Regions from separate parts of the Mus musculus genome. Here region 1 is linked to region 2. The links are chromatin loops, found by intact Hi-C in ENCODE. Cell type or tissue: heart. All regions are shown on one strand.

Region 1 (8,000 bases), 55 kb after region 2:
TAAACTTGAAATCTGACAGTACCCTGAGTCTTGGGGTCGCTGGACCACTTTGGTCCACTTCCTGATTGGGCCACATTGAACAAAGCCTCTCTGCTTTTCACTGTCACGGGAGTCTTTAGTTGGCATCTTGGGAACAGGTGACTGAGTCCAGCTTGGAGGGGCTTCTGGAATCTGGGCTTTGACCCTAAAGTCCACTCTAGTGCTAAGTGTGTTGGTTTCACTCTTTAGTGAGTAGCTATGAAATGGAAGAGAGGCCATGTGCTGGCCTTTTGGGAGAGGACGTCGGGAAGACTTCCTTCAGTCAGCCTCTGTATAGGAAGGTTTCCCAGGACACAGTGTTGCTTGTCATGGGTTGCTGAAGGGTAGGGGAAGACAAAGGTGACAGCAGCATTGTCAGTGCAAGGCCTGCTAGCTCCCCAGGTGACAGGCCTGCCTCTGACTGGGAACTGACTCTAGAGCAAGCCAGGAGCTGTGTCCTCATCTGAGACTTTCAAAATGCAGCCACAAAGGCTGCAGACTAGGGGTAGTATAAAACCGACAGATACCAACCTCATTGAGGGATCTTCCTCCACTATCTCCCCATTGAGTTTCTCCTGTCTCTTTTCTCTGCAAGACGTGGCATGCCAGGCCTCAGATCTCCAAAGAGACAAAGTAGCTGTCCTTCCCTCGGGGGCAGCCACAACTCTGCCAGCACCCAGCCTATTTGTCCCATGAAGATGAGTTACAAGCCCCACTGGGGGCTGTGGGTCTCAGGTTCCAAGTGCTGCAAAGTGAATGGCTACTTCTCTTCTGTCCATGTGACTGTCTTCCAACAAAACTCAATTCTAGTCAGATGTGAAATGATCAGGCGATCTGCCCAAGTCCCCAGCCAATAGGTGGCAGAGCTGTAGTTAGAAGCCAGGAAGTGAAACCCCATTTCCCTAGATTCTGATAAAGACACAGGGAGGGAGAAGGTACCTGCATATGTTTCCTCTTTTTTTCTTTTCTTCCTTCCTTCCTTCCTTCCTTCCTTCCTTCCTTCCTTTCTTTCTTTCTTTCTTTCTTTCTTTCTTTCTTTCTTTCTTTCTTTCTTTCTTTCTGGGGGAGGCAGGGGGGTTGAGACAGGGTTTCTCTGTATAGCCCTGGCTGTCCTGGAATTTAATCTGTAGACCAGGCTGGCCTCAAACTCAGAAATCCACCTGCCTCTGCCTCCCAAATGCTGGGATTAAAGGCGTGTGCCTCCACTGCCCGGCTTCTGCACGAGTTTCTTTTGGAACTTTTGAGCAAAGCCTCTCTAGGGAAGGGAAACTGATTTCTGGGTAGAGCTAATGTGGCTGTCTGTTGTTGGTTTGTTTGTTTGTTTGTTTAACACGATGAAAATTTAAACTTAGGTGTTTTGGGTTGTTGTAGTAGGTTTTTTGTTTGTTTGTTTGTTTATCTTTTCAAACCCTGAGGCTTAAATTCTTTTTCTTCTTAGTCGAACCGAAGACTTTGTTTTTTTGTCCATTTGTTCTTCAGCCTTCCAAAGAGAAAGCTCTCGGTGAGACTGCCTCCAGATGTCCTCACGTACACTTGGGTTGATAAAAGCCCGACGTGTGCACCACGAAGATGGACCAGGCAAGCCTTGCTAATGGACTGAACATGGAGGGAGGGAGAGAAATGGGGGGGGGGGGGTGCCAGGAAAGCCACTGTCCACATCAGTTTCCTTTTGATGCTGTGGTAAAACTCAGCAACCTAAGAAAGATGAGCTTGTTTGGTGTTCCAGTTCTGGGAGGATAGTTCCATACTACGGAGAGGTGTGGCAGCAGGCAGCTGGGGCAGGAAGCTGGGGAGGCGGGAGGGCGCACATCCTCAACTGCAAACAAACAAACAAACAAAAAGCAAATCGAGCAAAACCCTCAAAGCCCACCCCAGCGACTCACTTCCTCTAGCAAGGTCCCACTTCTTAAAGGTTCCGGAACACCTGGGCCTACGGAGGATATTTCCCCTGCCAAACGCTTACACATAGGGTTTGAGTCCATCTGAGTGCAGGAAGGGGGAGTGGAAGGAACTTTCCAGCAGGCTAACTCACAATTCTAGTTCCTCATAAAGGGGGCTCCCTCCCCAGGTTAACACAAAGAGGAAACAGAGCTCCTCACCCCAATGGAGGTGAGAGGCTGAGGACCACTTGGGACTTCCTGTGTGTACAGCATCGTTGGCCACTGTGAATCAACAATGACCAGAAGCTTCCAACGAGAACCACAGAAAATTATGTGTGCAATGCTTGATCAGCAATGGTGCCAAAGAGATGATGACACACGCGAAACCGCAGTAACAAATTATCACACAGGAAGAAGCCTGAGAGCAAGGCACCTGTGTTGAGGCTGCTCCTGCCCAGTTCCCTGTGGGCTCACACACCACAGTACCTAGCAGATCTTAAAGGTTTCCTCCTGCTTTTAGTAAGCATCTACTTTAGATATAAGAATAATGGTTTTTTGTTTGTTTGTTTGTTGGGTTTTTTTTTTTTTTTGGTTTTTGCGAGACAGGGTTTCTCTGTATAGCCCTGGCTGTCCTGGAGCTCACTTTGTAGACCAGGCTGGCCTCGAACTCAGAAATCCGCCTGCCTCTGCCTCCCGAGTGCTGGGATTAAAGGCGTGCGCCACCACGCCCAGCGTTTTTTTTTTTTTTTTTTTTTTTTTTTTTTTTTTTTTTTAATGCCAGGCACAGATAAGGGAGACAATAGTGACCGTGGGAACCTTCTAGAATCTTTCAGGTTAGACCTCAAAGAGCCTACTCCTGAACACAGAAGTTTTTTGAGACCACCATAATAATTGATGTGAATTTTCTTGCGGTGCACTCAGATGGAAGAAATGGCTCAACTCTTTGGCTACAAGATCAGCGTGCACCGGAGGGCCCTTGGCCACCGATGAGGGGCGCATGCTGCATTAGTGATGATTCTGATGTCTTTGTCATTTTGACAGGCTCCTGTTGTGCACTCCCTTGCGCGCCATCCAAGAGGCAACTCAGTGCAGGGTTTGAGTCTTGAATTCAGGATGGCAAATACTGCTGCCTAGATATTTGTTTCCTGGGAGTTCCCCCAGAGGTCCAGGGATGCCAAACATGAAAATACAGGTCGCTCATTATATGGAGGGTGTAGTTGAGGGATAGCACATCTGCATAGCATGTAGGAGGCCGTGTGTTCAGTCCTCACCACTACAATAGAAAGCCAGGGGTGGAGTGAGGAAGGGAGAAGGGAGTGGGTCAGCTAAGGACGGAGAAAGAGCTGTACTCCCTGAAGCAGTTTCCCCTCTGAGAGGGCTGGGTCCAATCCCCAAGCCTGTTCAGACCTCTATCCCGAGGAAGTCAGCTTCCTTATTATGCATTTAAGTTTCAAAGTCCTGGGGAAACTTTTCTGATTCATCTTTCACCTTTGCTCCCGTAACGACAACAACAACAGCAAAAAAAAAAAAAAAAAAAAAAAAAAAAAAAAAAAAGAAGGAAAGAAAGAAAAAGAAAAAGAAAGAAACGGAAAGCTTAGGGCCAGGAAGCCTGAGGTTCTTCTGACTGCCCCTGATGCTCAGCCTAGGAGAGGAAAGTGAGCAACCACAGAAGGAGAACCAAATCCCTACTGCTTTCTCCACAAATCACCTTGCCATTCTGTTTTGTTTTGTTTTGTTTCAGAGCTGAGGACCAAACCCAGGCTAGGCAAGCGCTCTACCACTGAGCTACACTCCCAACCCCTTCACCTTGCCATTCTGACCTGGAAGCAGTCAGTGTTTGGAGTTTGGAAACTCTTTTTCTTGTAGGAAAAAGTGCTCTCCCCGTGTCTTTGAAGGTGGCAGCTTGCAGAAAGGAAATGGAATGGAGCAACACCATAGCAGAAGAAGCAGCTTGCTTCAGACTCTCTCAGGCTACAGGATAGCTTCCCCAGAGAGACGATGGATATGGGCCAGAGGTCAGCCATTCACCGTGAATTCACACATGGAGAGAAGAGCTAGTGGCCTCGGCAGCTCTCTTCCTGATCGGAGCCTTGGCTGTTCTTCTTCCAAACATTCTTCCAAATGTTCCACCTGCACCCGCTCACCTCTGTCTCACCTCTGCCGTCGTGTTCAGACTCGGCTTCACATCTAACCCTGGCCTTGATCCGTGAGTTCATCTTGTCTTTCCCAGCTCCCCTCACTCTTCCCCAAAATTCAAATGCTCTCTTACACTGTATTGAACCCAGGGTCCTTCTTGCTAACTTGATGGCACCAAATTGCACTCAGTAGTTAGTGTTTGTACTGTCTCAGAAGCTAAGGTCAAACCACCTGGGGCCAGCTCCAGACCATCTAGATCTGACATGACAACTCTGGTTTGCTGGAACTTTCTGTGGCTTGACTTCATCTTTCCCCTTTCCTGGAACCTGAGCAACTGACTCTCCAGCAATTTAAACCCCTCCTTGTTTAAATGAGGGAGAGAGCAGAATCCATTTAACTGCTGATCTCAGTCCTAGTATGGAACGCCAACCACTAATGGTACCAGTTGCCCCTAAGGCTAATAGCACCCTCTAGTGACAGACTAACTGTTGCTAAGAGCACTGATAGCAGCTGTAAATTACTAATATTTCTGGTGCTTATTTTTCTATTTAGCTTTATATGTCCTATTTATATTAATAACTTAACCTTGCATAAATCCATCGAAGGAAGCATGATTATCAACAGCATTTACCAGTTTACAGATAAGGATAGAGATACAGAGAGATAAAACCACTTGTCCAAGGTCAGAGAGCTAGCCAGGAGCACAGTCATATTTCAGGGACAAAAGGCAGGTCCCACCCACTGCTAACATCCTCCATTTATCCCCAAAGAACTTCTTCCTAGGCCAGATGTCCTACAGGCCTGCCGAGGGGAAGAGTCCTTCATCCCATACTGAGCAGGTAAGATGAGAGGACTAGGACTTCTGAACAAGGCACCACTGCTCCAAGGATCCATATTTGTCCTCTCAAAGCTGTGTATCCAATGCTGTGATTAATAATCTTTATGTAAAGGACAGCAGAGACCTGAAGTAATGCTTACTCTTAGACGGAGACTTTTGAAACTCTCAGAGTTACTGGCTCCCAAATTGGGATTCACAGGTGTAACGCACTGTGCTACGTGGACTGTTTCTGAGTCAAGCTCTCTCCTAATCTAAGGTGACATCAGTGGGAACTGCTGCACTGCTTTATGTACCACGGAGACAGGAAAGCGTGCTGACCACTAAGCCTTATTTTTATAGTAAGATGCGTCAAGTTTAGAGAGGTTAAAATGAGGATCATGAAAAACAGTTGCATCCATGTTGTTAGGGCAAAATAACTATCTTTATAAAGAGCTTAAGTCAAGAATCTATACACAGTGATATCTCTCTCAATCAGTGTTAGATAGGAAGGTGAGTTATTCAGTGATCTTGTGTTTCATCTTAGCAGAAGGCTATATCCCAGGGTTTCACTGACTCATGGCAGAGTGACGTCTAGATCAACTCAATGATCTGGTTTCGAGGAGCTGAGTAGGTCAGAATAGAGTGAGATGTGAGTGCTCCACTTGCGTCCGAGGGAAGCCCTACAGGTCTGTTAGGGCAGGACAAGAGATCTGGAGCCCCTGAATTCTGCAAACAAAGCCTAGTAGGTAAAGTCTGGGTGAGAAACTCACTGATACTTTAACAACGAAGGTGTGAACGGGCAGAGTGACCAGTGGGGACGCGGTACTCACTGTCTAAGACAGAGTGTTTGTGTCCTTAAAGGTGTTGGCATGATGGAGAGGTTGCTCCACCCACCAGAAAAGGGAGAAAAAAAGGTTGCCATGGCAACTCCTTCCCTGTGAAGTTTTTTGAAGAGTGACATGCCCTTGTTCCTTTCTCAAAGCTATTCTTCTCTACTCTCCTTTCTCATTGCTCTTGATGCTACACTTTCCAATATTATAGTTAGGACCTGATCCGGAATGAGTGGCTAGGACTCCTAGTCTTTCACAAGGAGTGGAAGCCAGAGAAAGGACACAGCAGGAGACAGTAAGGTAGGCAACTCTCCTAAATGAAGAAGATGGCAGAAGCATTCCTTGGTGGGTTGGGGTTACATGATGCAGAAGGCATTCACCTACCTCAGAAAGTAGGACCCACCCACCCCTGACCTCTCCATGATGGCAGAACCTGTTTTAGATAGGCATAGAGGGAAAAGAGGATGTGGCTTGACTCTACACAAGCTGTGTTGAAGAGGGCAGTCACGGTGATAAGGGTGGTCTCAAAGGCTGTGGCTTCTGCGTCTTTTCAGTATCTGACTAGGGGGTTTCACGGTTCGGAAGGCTCAGGGAGGAGACCACGTATTTGTTAGTTTCCTGTTGGCTGGTCACTGTGGTTTGCCTGGATACATCATGTGTGAAGCATGCTCAACACTGACACACACACTCTCTCTCTCTCTCCCCACCCCCCACCTCCTTCCCCCTCTCTCTTGTAACAGAAAGGTACAATAAAGCCATTTAAAAAAAGGCTGGTTTGGGAGAAATCAAGAGTTTCATACTGCGCCTTTAGTGTCTATAGTAGTTGAATCTTTTTAAAAATGAGAGCAAAGACATAACTCACAATAGCAAGCAAACCATTTCAAAACAGAACTGCTGGATTCAAACCCAGTCTCAGGAAATGTCAGAATGCTTGCTTTCTCTAACAGTAGCTGACATCACATTTTGTCTGTAGAAGTCAAGACTCTCAAGCCGCAGGTCACTTCTGCCATGTGAAGGCCGGAAAATGACAACTTCCTATCTCTTGAGGCTTCTGACTAACCATGCGATTTTTAGATCCTCTTTGCAAGATACTCCATGAATGTCAAAGGCAGCCCCTTGCTTCGGCCGAGGCTAAGCACCATTCCTTTGCTTTTTGACTAGTTGGCATTATTGTGCATGCAAATATACAAAAACCTCACTGAAGTGGAAATTTCTGGGTTTTTTGGAAAGTCAGTTACATCAAATGATGTTTTGCTGAAACAGACACAGGTGAAAGGATGTCCTGCTGAAGCAGACACATGAAAGAATGTTTTGCTGAAGCAGACACAGGTGAAAGGATGTTTTGCTGAAGCAGACACAGGTGAAAGGATGTTTTGCTGAAGCAGACACAGGTGAAAGGATGTTTTGCTGAAGCAGACACAGGAAAGGATGAGTGATGTTTAGAAGAAATATAAATATGACCCCACAGACAGTGGGAGCTTGAGCATTGGTTCGCTTTACAGATGACACGCATATATTGGTTCACCTTACACTGCGTTGCTTAGCTTCACTTGTGGTGACTTCATAGAGAGAAATTCACCAGCTTCTTGCTGCTTCAGAGGACTCGGGCTGATTGGCAGACCTTGGGGTTGCTTCTGGATTGAACCGCCCTTGCTGAATTGTGAGGTGTCTGCTGAGTGGACCAGACTGCAGCTGCTGATTCGTGTTTGGTGTTTGCTAGGGGACTGGACTGAGAACAATGAAGATTGGAATTGCTCCAAAGAACTATTTCTAAGCAGGACTGCTTCCCCCTTATCCTAATAGCCTTTCTTTTCCACTACCTCTGGTGGATGGTGTGCTAGAGGGAAGGTCGAACCCTTATTAAAGTAGGTTGAGAAAAATATATGCCTACCCATCACCCTGATTTGGTTGGTTTCTTTGAGCTTTAACCAAAGGCACTCACCATGCACTGAGCATGCCTGCCCTCCTTTAGTGCTGGGGACAGTCTTCTACTTCATGGGCTTCCCTTTGCAAGATTTTCCTTTACCTTAAACACAAGTATTCTGGCCTACAATGTACTATGTAGCTTAGTTTCACCTCGGGCTTACAGCAGTCCTTCTGCCTCAGCCTCCCAAGTACTGGGATTTTAAGTGTGAGTCACTATACTAAACAAAACATTGGACTTTCTAGGATTATATCTTGTTTTTGTCTCTCTGCCCACCATCCCCATGATGGATGTATTTACTGGATTTTTTCTGTGGGGGTGGGAGATGAGCTAAAAAATCAGGTGAAGGGCTGGAATGATAGCTCAGGGGTTAAGAGTACTTACTGCTTTTGCAG
Region 2 (8,000 bases):
ATTTGCAGGAAAGTGGGTGGAACTGGAGATCATCGGGTTAAAAGAAATTAACCAGACTCAGACAAATACCATTTTTTTCTTGCATATGCAGAATCAGATGATGATGATGATAATGATAAATGTATGTGGGGGTGCATTGATCACTGCCCAGATGATCACCCCATTATTAGGGGGAAGGTTTTTATTGTGAATAAGAGAATATCGGGAGCAGACAGAAAGAAAGCAGACTGGACATGGCCAGAAGCAAGAGAACCGGGAGCACAGAGAGTAGTGGTTGGAGGCAGTTAGGGTCTGTGCCATTATAGAGACCAAACGGGAATCTGGAGAGAGGGAGGGGAGCCTGAGCTGAGAAGGACTAGCCTTTGAGAAGTGTAACAAGTACTTGTGAGCAGAGACTGAGGAAACCTGGAGGCCAGCATGGGCTTTGAAATGCAATCACTGGTGCACACCCCCTCTCCAGAGGCAAAGGAAATGACCTTTTGGGGATGGGAAGCCCATTTTGGGGATGAGGAATGCTGGCTTTTATCTAACCACCAGAAATCCTTCTATAGTCCAGCCTGAGCTCATTTCTGGACATCCTGACTTTCTGAGACCTAACAGTAATAAGGCATGAAAACAGAAAGGGGGTGGGGTGGGGGCTCTAGCAGCAGGTAGGGACAGAAAGGGGGGGAAGAGAGAGAGAGACAGAGAGAGAGAGAGAGAGAGAGAGAGAGAGAGAGAGAATGAATAATGGGAGCAGTGACTGTCGCCAAAGTACACTGTATCCAGATAGAAATAGATCCTTTTGATGAGTGAAAACGGGTCAATAAGTTGCTAGCCTTAGACCTTCTCATCCTGTTATCTTCGTCATATTCTCTTCATGATTTCTGGGTGGGTTTGGGGGCACTTTATTCTCTCTGATGCATTTTGGGATTTTATCTTCCACTACTGTGTGCAGTCTTTTGTCTCGTGTGAATGGCATGTAGAGCAATGGTTCTCAGCCTTCCTAATGCTGCGACCCTTTAATACAGATCCTCATGTTTGGTGACACACACACACACACCCCACCCCAATAACATCATTTTGTTGCTACTTCATAGCTGTGGTTTTGCTGTCATGAGTCATAGTGTAAACATCTGTGTTTTCTGATGGTCTGAGGTGACCCTGTGAGAGGGTTGTTCCACATCACCACAGGTTGAGAACTACAGACACAGGAGCCGTGCTTTGTTTTATGTAGTCCTGGTTGTCTTGACAGTGTCATATTCCTTCTCCAGGCCCAAGACCGCAAAGATGTTTTCTAGGAAAACTTTTGTCTTCATAGTCTTATGTTCGGTGTAACTAAATCTAAGATAAGTAGTGTCTCCAACTTCCTCTCAGGGCTCAGAGTTTTCTGCTTTGTCTTTCAAGAATTCCAGACACAAGGGTGTCAAACCAGATTTCTTTCTTAAAGCAGGCTTTTTCCAGACTGACAAGCTATAGTATAGTAATAGGAGGGCTAAGGCAAGCTTGGGCTCCAGCCTGAAGTCACTGCAGGAGTAACAGGGATCTATATATGTGGCACTCATTATTTTCCGTGATTTGAACCATGGCAGCTAAACTGCCATGTGAACTTTGTTTTATGCCCGCAGTCCAGGTGCCCTTTACTAGATGACTGTCTGCAGGCATCCATCTAGTCTGCTATTTTGTTAGCAATGGGGGAAACATTTTTGTGTGTCTGTGGTCATTAGTGTTAGAGTCTGCTTTTGGTTGTGTTTAACACCGTGGATGGACCCTGTAGATCTATATTCTCCAAACTGTCAGTGACACGTAAAAATTTACATTGTTACAATCTGCCATGGCGTGGCACTCTGACGTACTACAATGAAAAATAAATTGCTGGTCACACGCTTGGGTGTCGTGGTTATGTCAAAGCGCTACGTTTTAAGTTTTCTGAAAGACTTTCTTCTATTTCTTCTCTTTTTTTCTTCTATTTCTTCTCATTGCAAAGCAGTAAAGCACCTGGCCAGTCAGTCTATACTTGGCTAGTGGTCAGTCATCTAGCTTTTGTTTGCTGCTGTAGATCAGAAGTTAACTCTTCAACCTTGTTGGTTTCTGTTTTTTCTCTTGTCAGTAACATAGTTTCTTTTACAACAACGATGTTTCTGTGGCCCTAAGTGAAGCAGGTGTTTGCTGAGGAGCACTCTGTCTTCCTGCCTCAGGGAGCCAGCCTAAGCTGACTGTCTGTCTGCATGTGTTTCCCTTACTGGTGTGCTTCCAAATGTGTGCTTGACACACTTGCAGCATCTGTAGTACCATTCTTTGAAGTGCAGATGTGCTGCCACTAATGGGCTTTTGCTCTTCTAGAGGAAGATCTCAGTGGGCTTCCCCACTCTTGGCAGGACTTCTGGCTGGCTGGAGCACTTGTAAGATGCCACTGATTCCAGAGATGTCAAAGCATGGAGACACCTGGATCCCAGGACTCCTCCCAGGCAGATCCGGGAGTGCCCCTGCATCTGATTACTGCTGATGCCTGGAGCCTGGCTGATGAGATGGGACCTACTGGCTCTGTTTTTGTAGAAGTAGGGAGGGAGAAACTCCAGCATGTTCTCTCTTCTCCAACTGACTGGGTATCCCTCTTTAGGAGCTGTGATACCTTAGGCATGGACCAGGGTAGTGAACCTGAGCCATCTGCTCAGTGGTGCTGGTATATCTTCTGGTGTCATTAAGACCCCCCCCCTTTTTTTTAATCTGAGGGTTTTTTTTGTTTTGTTTTGTTTTTTGTTTTGTTTTGTTTTGTTTTCTTTCTACTCTGCCAGCCCGAGCTTATTGCCAGTAGACATTTCATCTGTCCTGTTCTCAAAGTGCGCTCATTACACTCCCATATTCTTCTGGCACATACAGTGCATATAAAGGTTTTACCTACTTTTATAGCTGTTTGGTTACTTCTTGGCAGTTTGAGAAGCAGGGTAATCATGTGTAGGCCAATATTGTCATTTGTTTTGTGTGTGGGGGTGGGGAGGTGGGTGTATGTGACTATGTGTGTGAGAAAGAGAATGTCCCGGTATCTGCAGAGGCCAGATACAATATAAAAACCTTTGGGTTTCTTATCCTATCGGTTTCAATTTTACTGAGACAGGCTTTCGTCCCCCCACCCTGCTTGACTAGACTGGTTTGCTGGTGCTACTGTATTCACATCCCATTGGGATTACACACACCACACCCAGCTTTTTACATGAGGGGATCTGAACTCAAGTTCTCATGCTTGCATAGCATCTTACCCGCAGAGCTATTCCCCCCCCCCCCCCCCCCCCCCCGCCCTGGCCCTCCAAACCTGCCCTTCATTGCCTGTGAGTGCCTGCTCTGACCCTGTGGCTCCTAAGCCCTGGGAGCACAGCAGTGAAGGATAAACATCCGGGGAGCATCCATGTGCTGGCCAGCATTGGAACAGCCAGCCTGCCTGCCTGCCTGCCTGCCATCTATCCTCCCTCCCTCCCTCCCTCCCTCCCTCCCTCCCTCCCTCCCTCCCTTCCTTCCTTCCTTCCTTCCTTCCTTCTGGGTTTCCTAGACCAGAAGCTCATTTGGTTTGTCTTTTCTTAGTTTTCAGTCAGGTTTCCTTGTCAGAAAGATGTCAGCTTTGGAAATTCTCGTCTTGGTGCTGGGGTGTTATTATTGCACAGTTGGCAGAGGGTTTGCCCAGCATGTATGAAGCCCTGGGTTTGGTCCCACAAACTGGGCATGGATGTGCATGCCTGTAATCCTAATACTTAAAAGGTGGTCAGAGGAAGTTCAAGGTTATCCTTGGCTATATGAAACCCCCCTCTTCAAACAAAAACAAAAATCCAAAAAACAAAAGCCTCTTCCTTGAGGTGCCCAGCCCAATGCTTGTGGGTGTGCCTGGCTTTGTTCTGCCTGCCTCTTGCTCCTGGTTCTTGTGTTTAAGCCTTTATTAAGATATCTAACCCAACTCTGTTCAGTGATTTATCAGTCTGTGCTTCCTTTTGGTTTAGCACCAGCACATTCTCTAGAAATAACTCTTGTGTTGTTTTTGTGTTTTAGCCGGTTACACCTCAACAAGAAGGCAACAGACAAACAGCCGTATAGCAAGCTCCCTGGTGTCTCTCTTCTGAAGCCACTGAAGGGGGTGGATCCTAACCTAATCAACAACTTGGAGACATTCTTTGAACTGGATTATCCCAAAGTAAGTATAGTGCTATCCCTATGAGAGATGGGCTACATCGTGGGCTTACTTATTTATTTGGGGAATTTTAACACTGTATGAGGCAGGAGCCTTGTTGTTTTATAAACATCAAAGTTGGAAGTTTTCCCAGCCTATATTCTGTAAGTAAATGCAAAGAAAGGCCAATTTTGGGGAATGAAAGAATACGTGTGCTGATTGTGAAAACAGCCTAGCCTGTCCCTTGGACTCCCATGTGCCGCTGTCGTGCAGCGTAACCTCACATTTTGGTTCCTCTGCATCATCCCATCACAAAGCTCAGAGACCTAGTTCTGAGGCTCTTTTTATATTGTATCACATCCTTGTGTATGTAAATTGGCGGAGGAGAAAATTGTGTTGCTCTTTACTATGAAATGAGTAAGAGCATATGCCAGACACGGTCTCTAGACTTCCATAGTCTAGTTCAGTTTCTGAGTTAGAGAGCCTGAGAAATCTGTCAGAGGTTTCTACAGCTACGGGGCTTTTGTTCCGACAGGATTCTACCTTAAAAGCATTAACACGATGGTAAATGTAGCTCAAAATCATCTAGTTCTTAAGTAGAGGAAAAAACAAATATTCAAAATTGCCCTGTAGAGCTTTGAGTTCAGAGGTGTTCTTTAAAATCCTCCTTTGCGTGTTCTTTTTCTCAGAAGTTACACAAATGAATTAACAAATGAACTTGTCACTTGCCCTGGGCCAGCAACTGTCGTAGGGACCAGAGGTCTTACGTCCTTACAGAATGTATATTCTGTTGTAATTCAAATAACATTTTCTGTAAAACCTGGTGTGTAAGTAATTCTTTATAAATAGTAACTTAAAATATTTGTACTTGAAGAGTGGAATGTACCCCAGTAGGGCCCATGCCTGGCATGCACGAAGCTCTGGGATCCATCCATCACCAGGCTACACATAGAGGTGTGGATGGACAGACAGGTTCCTGGTACATAGGGAATTTGAGGCCAGTAGTAGTGGTGGTGGTGGGTGGGTATTTTTGCTTGATATGCGGTATTATTATTTCATACATTAAAACACATTTCATGACTTAGGGCATAGCTTGGTAATAAGAGTGTGTGCTTAGCATGTGCAAGACCCTGTCTTCCGCTCCCAGAACCACCCTCGGAATTCTGTTCTGAATGGTGTTTTGTCCTCTTGACTATAGACGAGGTTTGTGTCGTCCCTAATGTCTGCAGGTCTGAGTCAATGAGATTTTCTCGCACACTTATACATTGTTATTTATGCATCTAAATTTACTCGTAAATACAAAGGGTAGCATTCCATATACTGCAATTTCAAGTGTTAAGTTCTTAAATATCAAAGGATTAAGTATTCTTAATTTGGAAAGGGTTTTTGTAGTTCCCCATCTTGCATTTCTTCACCTGTGCACATCTCACAGTTTGAAAAGAGAAGGAGAAAGTGATTGATTGCAGCCCCATGGGCGCTGGGCTGCCTTCTCCCTCCCCAGCTGTCATCTAGATAGTTTCAGTACTTCACCAGCTCGTCCATCTCCTGAAAATTTAGAAAATCAGCCTTTGTAAAAATATCGTAAAGATATATTTTCAATATGTACTGTGTTTTTAATATGTATCTATGTCTAGTCTTTTAGAATATAAAAAACACCCAAAAAGTTACTTTGTGTATTATTAGCTAGGAAAGCTTTTACCCACATCTAGTGTTTGGCCAGTTATAATTGGAGGGATTTAACTGCTTCACTGTGGAGATTCTTAGCAAGTAAAATGGTTCCTTCACAGACCATGAACACACAGGTGACGCCTCATTACCGTATGGTGCTTCAGAATACACTTAAGGGTGGTTCTTTCTTCAGTTTGCTAGAATTCTTGTTTTCTTTTTTTTTAAGCCTGTCTTAAGTGCCTGCTCCTGGATAATGAGAATTGAGTTTTCTTTGCAGGGTGGCCAATTAAGTCATTTTTGTTTTTAATTTTGGGATTAAGTTTGAAAGGTGTATTCACGATTGGAAGTGTTCAAGCCTTGTGATGAAATAAAGATGGCCTCTGTATCTCCCTTCAAAAATTTTTGGTATGGAACTAGAGGGGCACTCAGTAGTTAAGAGAGCAGACTATTCTTGCGGAAGACCTAAATTTAATTCCTGTTACTGGCATCAGGCAGCTCACAACTGCCCTTAACTCCGACTCTGAAAAATCAGACTTTTATGGCGTCAATAAAATGCGCAGACACATTTTACACAGAGAGATACATGGTAAAAATTTGATTTTCTTTTTGTGACTCGGTTTATCTCTTTTTCTTCTCATTGAGTGTATTTTACTATTACATTTTAAAGTTCTGTCTTGCTTGGGTAGGAAGCCCCAGTAAGCCTTTTCCATCTGTGTGTTACAGTCATCGTGCTTAGGATTAGAAGCACTTTGCTCCTCCACCTGCCTGTTCACACCTGTCAAGCAGTGCATATTATAAAAGCATTAAGGAATTCTCTAGGGTGCCTGGCTGCGTAGCTTAGTAGATAGGAAGAAAGCTAGCTGTGAATTTGCCCTTTAAAAAGTCACTTAGCCTTTCTAATCGCCATTATTAAGGACACAGCCTTCCTCCACTAAGTGTTGTGAGACATCAGGGCTGCTTGTAGACTCAGCCCTCTGGGAAGTGTCAGGGGTGTGGTAGGATTGGCACCCTTGCTCTCTCAGACTTTTATCTGGTCTTTTGAGGCCAGGTGACTGACTGTATGACTGGCTGAAGCCTTCCTGAGTAGCACTCAGTCATCACTGAAGTGGATACTGAATGGAATAGTAAGTGGTAGAGATCATGAGAACGTGCCCCCGCCCCCTCCGTTTTCACCATCTGCTTAATTATTATTAAATCCCCACCTTATTGACAAAACCTTTCTTGACTTCAGCCCTGGTTCTCTTGTGCTCAACCACAGATTTCTTTTCTGCCAGTATTTTGGTGAGGTAAGATGCATGCTGAAGGCATTATGAGTGTTTTGTTTCTGCGTTTTGCTTTTATATACTCATCAATAGAAGTAAGTAAAGCAGGATGGGCTGCTCCGTGGCTTGAGTCAGTCCCTGTGACTTAAGCACTTCCGAAGTTACCGGACGGTTTTGGCAGGGCCGTTTCAAAGCTGTCAGAGATGCCTTTCTAACTAAACATAGCATCGAGCAAAATGAAATTGCGGATGTTTTCATGAGCTCAGTGAAGCATGCTTTTCATGGTAGTAAATGTTCACTCAAATGTTATTTTATTTAAAAAAAATTTAAACAGTAAAATAAAATTAAAAATAAAAGAAATGTAATCACATTTTGTCCTTTATGGGATTATATTTACCATTTGTAGCTCCTTCCTGAAGCAAGGCTGGATCCCAGGCGGAGTTTCTGGAGAAGGAGTGTGCTTGGTTTTGCTCCTTTTCAGTGTAGCTTTTTACACTCCTGCACGTCCTGTAAGCTTTGAGTGCATGTTAAGTGGTGCAGGTTGTGAACAGACTTGATATGCAGGTTGTCAGTGGGACGGCCCGTCAGAGAGTTGGTAGATGTCAAGCTCAGGCACTCAGGCTCTGCTGCTGGCAGAGATGTCCGTGACCCGGACGGAGAAGCTGTCTCTCTCTGCCCAAGCAGCACTTGCAAAGCAGCTGGGTCCCTTCGGATTCCTCCCTAAACTCTTAAACCTTACGTACACAGTTACTTTTTTTTTTCTTTCATCTAGTTTTTGATCACTCTAGAAATACTGACAGTGTGCTCTTCTTTTTTTGTTTTTTTTTTTGTTGTTGTTTTTTGGTGGGTTTTTCGAGACAAGGTTTCTCTGTGTATCCCTGGCTGTCCTGGAACTCACTTTGTAGACCAGGCTGGCCTCGAACTCAGAAATCCGCCTG

The links. Peaks named below come from ENCODE experiments on the same cell type or tissue, not always from the same donor. Only the 100,000 strongest peaks of a DNase experiment are listed, where the experiment ranks them.
Region 1: it touches region 2 in a loop (1.8-fold over the local background); 6 of 42 quality-filtered maps call a loop at or near these places.

What each region holds. Positions count from the first base shown.
Region 1 is chr4:59,259,129-59,267,128 of GRCm38, forward strand. Gm12596 (predicted gene 12596) reads left to right here and starts at 923. Exons shown (of 4, transcript NR_105031.1): 1 at 923-953; 2 at 1,457-1,596; 3 at 3,640-4,104. In heart, a CTCF peak has its summit at 4,501 (motif pointing left); a DNase peak (open chromatin) is centred at 6,696; H3K27ac peaks cover 488 bases.
Region 2 is chr4:59,203,747-59,211,746 of GRCm38, forward strand. Ugcg (UDP-glucose ceramide glucosyltransferase) reads left to right here. Exons shown (of 9, transcript NM_011673.3): 2 at 4,015-4,156. Among named protein-coding and RNA genes, the nearest start is that of Ugcg, 18 kb to the left of the region's middle. In heart, no CTCF peak of the experiment used is centred here; no DNase peak of the experiment used is centred here; H3K27ac peaks cover 1,410 bases.